Linked DNA regions of Homo sapiens: region 2 is linked to region 1. A link is a contact called in ENCODE Hi-C data. All regions are on one chromosome and are shown on one strand. The core of a region is the stretch at or near the end of the contact, and the rest is flanking DNA. Distances in the headings are between cores, read along the strand shown.

What was found. Hi-C counts contacts between places; a loop is a spot of excess contacts on that map. Pooled maps may share reads with other maps.
Region 2: a pooled map shows a loop between it and region 1 (9-fold over the local background). The contact joins the promoter of SPCS3 here to the promoter of CLCN3 in region 1. A Hi-C loop is called at or near these places in 2 of 37 single-sample maps with no recorded cell type and 9 of 50 pooled maps.

What each region holds. Positions count from the first base shown.
Region 1 is chr4:169,618,506-169,623,334 of GRCh38, forward strand. CLCN3 (chloride voltage-gated channel 3) reads left to right here and starts at 2,073. Exons shown (of 13, transcript NM_001829.4): 1 at 2,073-2,558. RefSeq lists enhancers at 1,251-1,320, 1,881-1,930, 2,001-2,230, 2,421-2,530.
Region 2 is chr4:176,318,670-176,323,399 of GRCh38, forward strand. It overlaps SPCS3 (signal peptidase complex subunit 3), which reads left to right and starts at 1,297. Exons shown (of 5, transcript NM_021928.4): 1 at 1,297-1,550; 2 at 3,501-3,574. The coding sequence starts at 1,408. It overlaps SPCS3-AS1 (SPCS3 antisense RNA 1), which reads right to left and starts at 1,841. Exons shown (of 4, transcript NR_186171.1): 1 at 1,476-1,841. RefSeq lists an enhancer at 1,108-1,608 and silencers at 1,591-1,710, 1,831-1,900, 1,931-2,010.

The DNA of each region.
Region 1 (4,829 bases), core at 823-3,322:
TGTTGAACAGGAAGTTCAACATCACCAGATTCTCTGACAAAAACACCAGAGGAATTACAGAGAACGTTTTTTCCCAGATGCGATCTATTGTTTTATCACCAAGCAATCACATACCACATTGTTTAAATATATTGCCCCATATGTAACACAGTGTTTCTGACTGAGCACCTTGGATCAACTGGGAAGAGTTAAACACAGGAATGCTTAGGTCCAACATTGAAACAATTAAGACAGGATTTCTGGGAGTGGGACCTAAGCAAGGATATTTTTCTGAAGCTCCCTAGATGGCTCTGATGCAAAGTGAAGATTGAGAACTACTGGTGCGATGATTATGTATGCCAGAGACCATGACTTTAAGTTCTTATAAAGGAATAAGGTAGTACATAATAGGGATAATATTACAAAAAACCAAACGTACAAATAGACTTGTTCTTGCACACTTAAGAGAGATCCTTGGAACAATCCTCCATTAAGAAACTACGACACTACCATGAAATAATTTTTCATCCTTATAGAAAGCAGGTAAGATTGACTAATAGACCACAACTACTGTCTACATTCTCAAAATCCATGTGCCTTTCCAAAATTAGCTACGTAACTACAGTGAGAGAGAAAAAAAAATGTGAGTAAATGTCTTGTGAAAAATTCCACTTGGTTTGGAAAAATTTTTGCCTGCTTTTCCACATTTTCTAAGAAGAATCTAAAGATCTTGGCCAACAGTGTCCCAGGTAAGAGAAAATCGTGCTTGGGTATTTCCATAGTTCTACAAACTCTACCTGGATAAAAGTAATGAAAGAGGTCCTAAGAAGCTTGACCGCACTGTGATCACCACCATGGGCACTATACCAGCTCTGAAGCCCAGAACTGTCTTTGAGAATATTCAATGCTGCCCTAGAAGAAATAGGAGAACAAAACTCACGTGTTCCTAGCCTGCAAAACAGTCGGTGGAGCACGTATATGTAAAAATAGAAAAGGCTGGCAAGACCAGGTCATATTTAATATTCATGAGGCACAAGATATACAACACGCACTTAATATTCATTAATCAGTATATATTCATAATATACTAAATATACAGGAGATATTAAACGTTCACGGGTCTTAATTCTGCCACCCAGTGGAGACACTCAAAAGTGATCTCGCCAAAGAAATGCAAAACCTGTACCTGCCCACCAGGCTATTAGCATGCTACTGCTGTGGCCACCATTCTTTCACTGCATCGCCCTGCCCTGCATCGGAATATAGCACCTTGAACACGGGATCAGGTTTACTGAATTCTGTGACCCACGCTGGGAGCTCAATAAATGTTTGCTAAACGGAAATGAACCCAATTCAGACCGTGTAGAAACCCCAGATTATATCTTTTCTCCAAACATTCAATTTCCAAGCAGTATTTTTGAAAATGCGTGATGGCTAAATTCGAGTTATCCTTTTTGTATGTATGTTAGGCACACAACCGGCGATGACATACAAGGCGAGGTGACACCACTGCACTCCCAGCCCGCACGTCACCTATAAGCACAGGGGGCTTTTGGTGCTGGTTTATTTTTGAAGGCTGGTACTTCTCTTCGATCTAAGTTTTAGGAACCTGTGCTCGTCGACGGCTGCCAATACTTTTTATTTTCAAGGCTGACGCTCGCCAGAGTTTCACAAGCTGCTCCCGGACGCTGTGGTCTCTCGCTAGAGTGGATCCGAACTCTGCGTGACGCTGGGAACGGCCAGCGTCTGTTGCCTCACGAAAACATCTCCCACAAGGTGGCCGCCTCGCGCGAGGTCAGCAGCAGGGCAAACAGGGATGCGTGAGTGACTGACGTGAGCTAATCGCTAATGACAGGCTTCACAGCCCCGGCGGCCCTCAGAGCCAGGCACCTCGCACCCCTCCTCCTCCTCGAGACCCAGTCCCGGCCCGCCCACCGTTCCCACGCCGCCCAATAGGCGCCGACGCTACTCAGCGAGTGGCCGGAGGAGGAGGTGTTGGGACGGCCGGACGCTGAACGGCCGTTCACGTCAACGTAGTGACGTCACGCGTCGACGCTGGGGCGTACCTTTCGGGCTCCTGACTCCTGCCGCTTCTCTTCCCCTTCCGTGGGTCAGGGCCGGTCCGGTCCGGAACCTGCAGCCCCTTTCCCAGTGTTCTAGTTCGCCCGTGACCCGGAATAATGAGCAAGGAGGGTGTGGTGGGTTGAAAGCCATCCTACTTTACTCCCGAGTTAGAGCATGGATTCAGTTTTAGTCTTAAGGGGGAAGTGAGATTGGAGATTTTTATTTTTAATTTTGGGCAGAAGCAGGTTGACTCTAGGGATCTCCAGAGCGAGAGGATTTAACTTCATGTTGCTCCCGTGTTTGAAGGAGGACAATAAAAGTCCCACCGGGCAAAATTTTCGTAACCTCTGCGGTAGAAAACGTCAGGTATCTTTTAAATCGCGATAGTTTTCGCTGTGTCAGGCTTTCTTCGGTGGAGCTCCGAGGGTAGCTAGGTTCTAGGTTTGAAACAGATGCAGAATCCAAAGGCAGCGCAAAAAACAGCCACCGATTTTGCTATGTCTCTGAGCTGCGAGGTGAGTTGCATTGTATGAGCGAAGAGTTGTCAGCTCTCCTGTTCACAGATTTTGGGTCAACTGTGAGGCCACAGCGCTCATCTTGGTTTCTCTTACAATGTACCTACATAATGTTGAAAGGTACATCGTGAATTGGGATGCTAACCCATCCTGATTAGGTATATACCCTCAGACATTCTTTAAAATTTCACACATCTGCTTCAGGAACCGTCGAAGGACCTCTGAATAAAATGGAAGTGGGTTCCAGGAGAAGATTAACTTTAAACTTAGAGGAGTGGGTTTTACTTTCGCTAAATTTTCCCCAATTTAAAAATAATATTCAGTTTTTCTATCTTTAGATATATATGTATGTAAAATATTTTTTGTGTATATATATTTGTGGTTTGATCTTAAACTTGACCAGAAACTGCCTTAGAATCTCAGAAATTGACTTTGCATGTGGTATGCTTTGTTTGTATGGCATTTTAAAACTGCGGAGCATATAGAAGATAATTACATATGCATTGTGCATATTAGAAACTGAGATTTCTGTTTCCTTTAGAAAGAAATTCCTGTTCATGGAATTGAATCAACAGCGACCATACCTTTTACACAGATATATAATTCAAAAGTTCAGTTCTACAAACGTAAACTTTTGGAGCTATGCAGTTCAGTTACTGCAGCATCATTGTGGCTTGTATAATTGTTGAATCTTTCCAGAAATGCTTTTACTTTCATCTTTAAAGAGTTAATTTAGAAGATTTTTTTTTATGAGGTCGGTATGGAAATAACTGCGTCCCTTTGTGAGTCACTACAAAATAATATTTGTTCAGTTCAGGAGTACATATGGGAGTTAAAGTGCTTGTGTATAAATTGTTGACTTTCATCTTAAAAGGTGCTGCTGCTATTCAGTGTCTTGTTCTATAATATGGCTTTAAAAACCATGTGTGTGACCTACAGATATTTTCTCAACTTGAATATGCGTATATGGCCTCTGGTTAATACAGACAGCCACTGTTGGCAGAATTCATCACAGATTGCATACCCTTCCCACCCCTTACTCCCCTCAGCACCTCGAAAACTTTGCTGCTTTACTTGAATGATGAGTCACATTATTTTAAGAAGTCAATATGAATGTATAGTACCTACATTTTTACTTGGAAATTGTACTTCAGTATGTGTTATCAGTCATACATAGCTCATTAAGAATGTAAATATTTAAACTACTTTTGGATAGATGTGGTTCAGGGGAACAGATTTGTTGATGTTGTGGGTTTGTGTTAGTAAATTGGCTATTTTCCAGGTCATGTTAGTGGTAGGCTTTCCATTTCCTGTTGTGACATGTTGGTCATAATTTTCAGACGGCTCAGGAAGCCAGATTTGATCTCTGTGGTGGGTCTTATATCAAAGCAGTATCCTGTGGGGTTTGGCCACTATCGCTGTTTTGTAGAACTTCCAACTTAGTTTGGTAGTCAAACTTGTCAGCAGTGATCTAAAATGTATAATATTTTATAATAAGTGTTAATATTTGTTGAATGCATTCTGTGTTTTCAGGCTCTTTTCCAAGTAATTTTTGTGAATTATCTCAATTTTCACACTAACCCCACGAAGTAGGTACTTTCACTAATCCCGTTTTACATTCGTAGAAACTGAGGCACAGAAAATTTAACTAACTTGCCCTACAGTAACTGTCAGAACTGAGACTGAAGCCTGGGAGTATGATTTCAGAGTTCCTGCTCTCTGCTGCACCATAGTGTAGTTTAGAATAGTCAAAATGCTAGAGAAAAACAAGGAGGGACGTGGCTTGTAGGTTCAATTATAAAAGCAATGTAAAATTACAGAGAGTCTGGGAAACAGTGTTTTTAAAAGGAATACTCATAATCTTACTACTCTAATAAACATTTTAATTTTTTAAATATGCACATTCACATCTGTACATAAACATTGTAGCTGTGATTCATTTTGGTTCTTAAAGATAAATCTTCAGTGAAGTTTAATATGGAGATTGAACCCCACTGCCTCACTTTCATTGTTGAAATCCAGAGAGATTTGATCTGCAACTTTGACTGGAACCAAGTTAAATAAATATATTTCTTGCTATTTCTTGTGAGAAATAATCGAACAGTTTCTGTCTTTTAAAATCATGAAGACTATTTAGTTTTCAAAGTTTCTGTCTTCCACAGCAACTTTTTATTGGTTTATTGTTTTATCTTTCTTCCTTGTTATAATCTGAGTGTTATATTTGTATGTGTGTTTATTCCGTTGTCCTCTTGAAAGCCTCTAGCATTTATA
Region 2 (4,730 bases), core at 47-2,546, 6.7 Mb after region 1:
GCCAGCCTGGAAGTTAAAAACTAAGATTTTAAACGCAACTAAGGATCTCTCTTTAGTCTCTATTTTATCGATTTTTCATTAGTTGGCTCTATTTGAGCAGGGAGTCTGCCTTATTAGTGCTGTATTCTCAAGGCTTAGAACTATTCCTGGTACACGGTAGGCACTTGGTAATAATCCTACCTGTATGGCTATACAAAAATTAATTGAATGGTCATGAATAATGCAAAGAAGCAAAAGCTTAACAAGAGACAACATAAGCCAGTATCAAGATCAGATGTTCACAGTTTTCTGGTTTGTTCCTGATCACATTCCAGGACAGATATTTTTGTTTGGTTTATGGACTGAAATTTTTAAAAAAAATTTATTTCAGCAGACCCTGAATCCATTTTTATAAAAACCCTTAGCTGTGAAAGGAACAAAGGTTTTGGCAGATAGTATAATCAGAGTCAGGATTGGCTCGGTTTGAACCCTAATGCCCTTCAGGATATTGAAAATGTGATAAAATAATTGCATTATTTATTAATGACCCAACGAAATTCTTATACATTATGCTGTAGAGCAATTCCGCAGCCATTATCTTCTTTGCTCCTAAGAACCCAGAAAGGTTATCCTTTTATTTATCAGAAATCACCATGTTAAAATGCAAATACTTAGGATCGGTAGCCTCAACCCTTATCTTCTAAAACATCTTTAGCTATCCATACAAAGCAAAGCATTAATAGGAATTGGACTGACGTTGGAGGTGGAAATACTGATGCACGTGACAGCTTTAAGGACTTGGGCGGCTAATTCCCCACTCCCCACTGCTCCTCAGATCCTCCAAAAAAAGCTCAAGTCCTAACTTTGACCAGGTTTGACAAAGAAGGGAGAGGACCAGGCGTTTTGTAAAGTGCTGCTTCCAAACGCCACCCGTCAGGACAGATTCTAAACCACCTTAACTTGCTGCCGGTTTCAAGTGAAAATAAATGGTACATAAGTAATCAAGAAGTCGCAGTCCCAGACCTCTGACCAAAGAACCGAAAAAGGACAGCGAACGACCGGTTCCCAATTCTCTGAACCCAAAGGTCGGAGAAGCAATTTAGAAGAGGAGGGGGTGGGTCTTCCACAACAAACCCCGCCCCTCCCTCACTCGTCGCTGATTGGTGGCGGCGTTAGGCCGCGACGGAGGGGCGGGCCCGCGGCTGAGTCTCTCCCTTTCCGCGCCGCCCCGTGCGCGCTGTGGGTGTGTTTCGGGAAGCGGGCGCGCGCGCGCTCGCGTCGGAGGACCGGAAAGGAGGCGGGGCTGCGGCGGCGCGCGCTCCCGGAACGCGCGCACCGCAGACGGCGCGGATCGCAGGGAGCCGGTCCGCCGCCGGAACGGGAGCCTGGGTGTGCGTGTGGAGTCCGGACTCGTGGGAGACGATCGCGATGAACACGGTGCTGTCGCGGGCGAACTCACTGTTCGCCTTCTCGCTGAGCGTGATGGCGGCGCTCACCTTCGGCTGCTTCATCACCACCGCCTTCAAAGACAGGAGCGTCCCGGTGCGGCTGCACGTCTCGCGGATCATGCTGTGAGTGAGGCCGGGCCGGCGGTGCAGGACGCCGGGACCGGGCTGGGGCGGAAGCCGAAGCCGGGCCGCCGCGCCGGGGCTGCCGTGCCGGGGCCGCGGGCAGGGCGTCCGGATCGCCCTCCTGAGCGGCAGTTCGCCCCCGAGGGCGGTCGTCAGGGGTGGACGTCGCAGGCTTTTCCGGCGTCCCCTCGGAACTTGCACCCCTCCACCGTAAATTCCCGGGCTTGCTCTTAAATTTTAATTTTGAGCGTTCCTCAGGTCGGTGCCTCCGCTTGCTTCCTGTTCCTCACTTCCCTCCACCCACGCCTGGCCAATGAGGGAGCAACACAACAGCAGAGCCGGCGCCGCCGCCCGCCTGGGCTGGCGCCTCCCGCGCGTCCGGTGCCGCTCGTGGTCCGCATGCGAGGCCCTCCAGGCGCTGCCGCCGCGCTCTGGGTCGGGCTTCCGTGGGGTTTCCTGGCGGCTCTGGAGGCCACAGGACGGGGTTGTCTTTGTGTCATTCATCACCCGAGTTTGCCCTGTTTGACATTCCCTTTACAGTTGTTGCCTTTGCACCTTCAGAAGGCAGTAAACAGTTGGAGCTGCTTTGAAGTTGGCCAGAGATGTTGGGCACTGAGAGAATTAAGCATCTTAGCCTTCTGATACAGCGAGATTTTTGTTTTGTTGGGTTTCTTTATTTCTTTTTCTTTTGCCAACCACTTGAAGAAGTCTGCGAAAACGCCAAAAAATGCAGTTCGAAATGACAGTGCCATTTCGCTATTGCCTATTTTGTCCTTGATTTTATTCTCTGGCACTTTTGTCTTTAATCGTCGTATTTTTCCATCTCTTGTTCTCATACCCTTCTACTCTATTTCCGTCTTACACAAGTTCTTTAACCTTAGTTTATTTCTTTGTCAGAATCGCCAAGAAGCCAGTTATCAAATAGCGAGCCTTCTCCCCCCACCTTTTTTTTTTTTTTTTAAATTACTGTACTGATGTTTGTTAGATATTGTTCGAATAGACCTGGGGTGGACATCAGCACTGCCATTGTCAGCCCTGTGAGGGTTAGAAGAGCTTGGTGCATATTAAACACTGAACAGATGTTAGCTGTTGTTGTCTTGAGCAAGTTTTCTTACCATTCTGGGCCTTAATTTCTTTTTGTTTAAGATGGAAGTAATACCTAATTTTTAGGTTGTGAGAATTATTTGAAATGTGAAAAATATTGTCAGTGGGTCTGAGCCGTAGTAAACAGTAAATAGCAGCTGGTTACAGTAGTATCCCCTTAATGGGGTAGGTATACGTTCCAAGACCCCCAGTGGATGGCTGAAACCACGGATAGCACCAAACCCTATATATACTTGGTTTTTTCCTATACCGTACATACATACCTACCTATGATAAAACTTACAAGTTAAGCACAATAAGAGATTAACAATAACATAATAGAACTGTAACAATATACTATAATAAAAGTTATGTGAATATGATCTCTTTCCCCTTCTCTCAAAATAACTTATTTTACTGGACTCACCTATTTTCACACCAGATTGACCGCGGATAATTGAAACCGGAAAGTGAAACCTCGGATAAGGGGGTGATTACTGTATCACCCTTTAATATGCCATCTGTTAGTATTCGTATCACCTTGTAGTCATGTGTAGCTTTCTTCTACCCATTCTGCAAAATTGCTTTACATCAAGTATTTACTATTCTTTTTAGCAGTTTTTATCCCCTTCTGAGTTTTGTTAGGGATTCTCTTGAGGTATATGCAATTAGCTGAAGACCTACTTTAATATTGGATTAGAATGTTTCTCCTGTTTTCACACTTACAGGTTTCTCTGGTGTTTACTCGTTTCTTTGTGGAATTGCAGTTTCACCTATGCACACACCTGTATTCTTTCTCTTTAAGAAGTTACGTGAATTGTGTATGTTCTGTTGGAAGGATGGTAAAACTTTTATCTTTATTCCTAGAAAAAATGTAGAAGATTTCACTGGACCTAGAGAAAGAAGTGATCTGGGATTTATCACATTTGATATAACTGCTGATATCCTTTAAGAAAATATTTCGTTGCGTTTTCTGTAGTTTTATAATGAGATATGTGTTGTTTAATGATTTGGGATACAGTGTGACTATCTCATTGAATCAGCCAAACCTTGGAAATTCCGCCTTTTTCATCAGTAAAATAATGTTAATACCTCCCCATGACACTTGGAGAAAACTTCATAGATTCATGAGTAGTTGTGTGAACATACTTTAAATTCTTAACCGAAACATTAAATTGATTGAAAACTACATAAGAAAGTTTGAATCTGTATTTTAGAAAGAAAAAATAAAATTAGATCATTTGGATAAGAAGGAAAAATATTACCAATGCTCAGCCTGCCTGTGAATATTTCATGTACAATTTCAAATAATATATCCATATTTTATTATAGCAGAGAGAAACATATGTTTAAAAAGTGAATTACGTGTGTTATGATTTGAAAAGGTCATATCAAAATTATTGGTAACCTGTGGTTGCTTTTTGCCGTCATAACTCTTTTTATAAGGACTTTTATAAAAGTCAGAAAATATTAACAATTATAAGAGTTTCTTTGGTGGTGATATTTAAATATTTTCTCTTGAGATTGAGTTTCTATCTTTTGACAACTCTGATCATTTTGGCCAGGCTAGTCTTTTTTAGGGTCTTTCTTAGGTTAATATCTTGGCAATGTTCTCTGCCATTTCTAGCCTGATTTCATCTGCCTTTTTAATACCCCGTGATTTAAATGGTTGTGGAGATTGAACGATCTGAACTTGTGTGAAAGTACCTGTCTGAACAGTTAAAGCTGATCATATACTTGGGGAATTTATCTAATTTGCCTTTCTATGACCATGAAATTTACTTTTAGCTTAAGTTTTGGTAATTATTGGATTTAGAAATAGGCTAAGAATTAGTTCTGTAGGTACCTTTTTAGGAAATAGAGTGTACCATCGGAAGAGTCTTATGCTGAATTTCATGTGTATTTTTAAGTCTTTGTGTAATTTTTAAAAATCTGCTTAAGGGAATTTAGGTCTACTGTGAGGGTAGTAATTTTGTGTATCCAGAGAATTATAGTGAAATTTCCTGGTATCTATGGTATTTATATATTACCAATCTCATTATTTGTAGTTTCTTCAGATTTTCTTAATGCTGCTGCTACTACTACTTGAAATTGTTG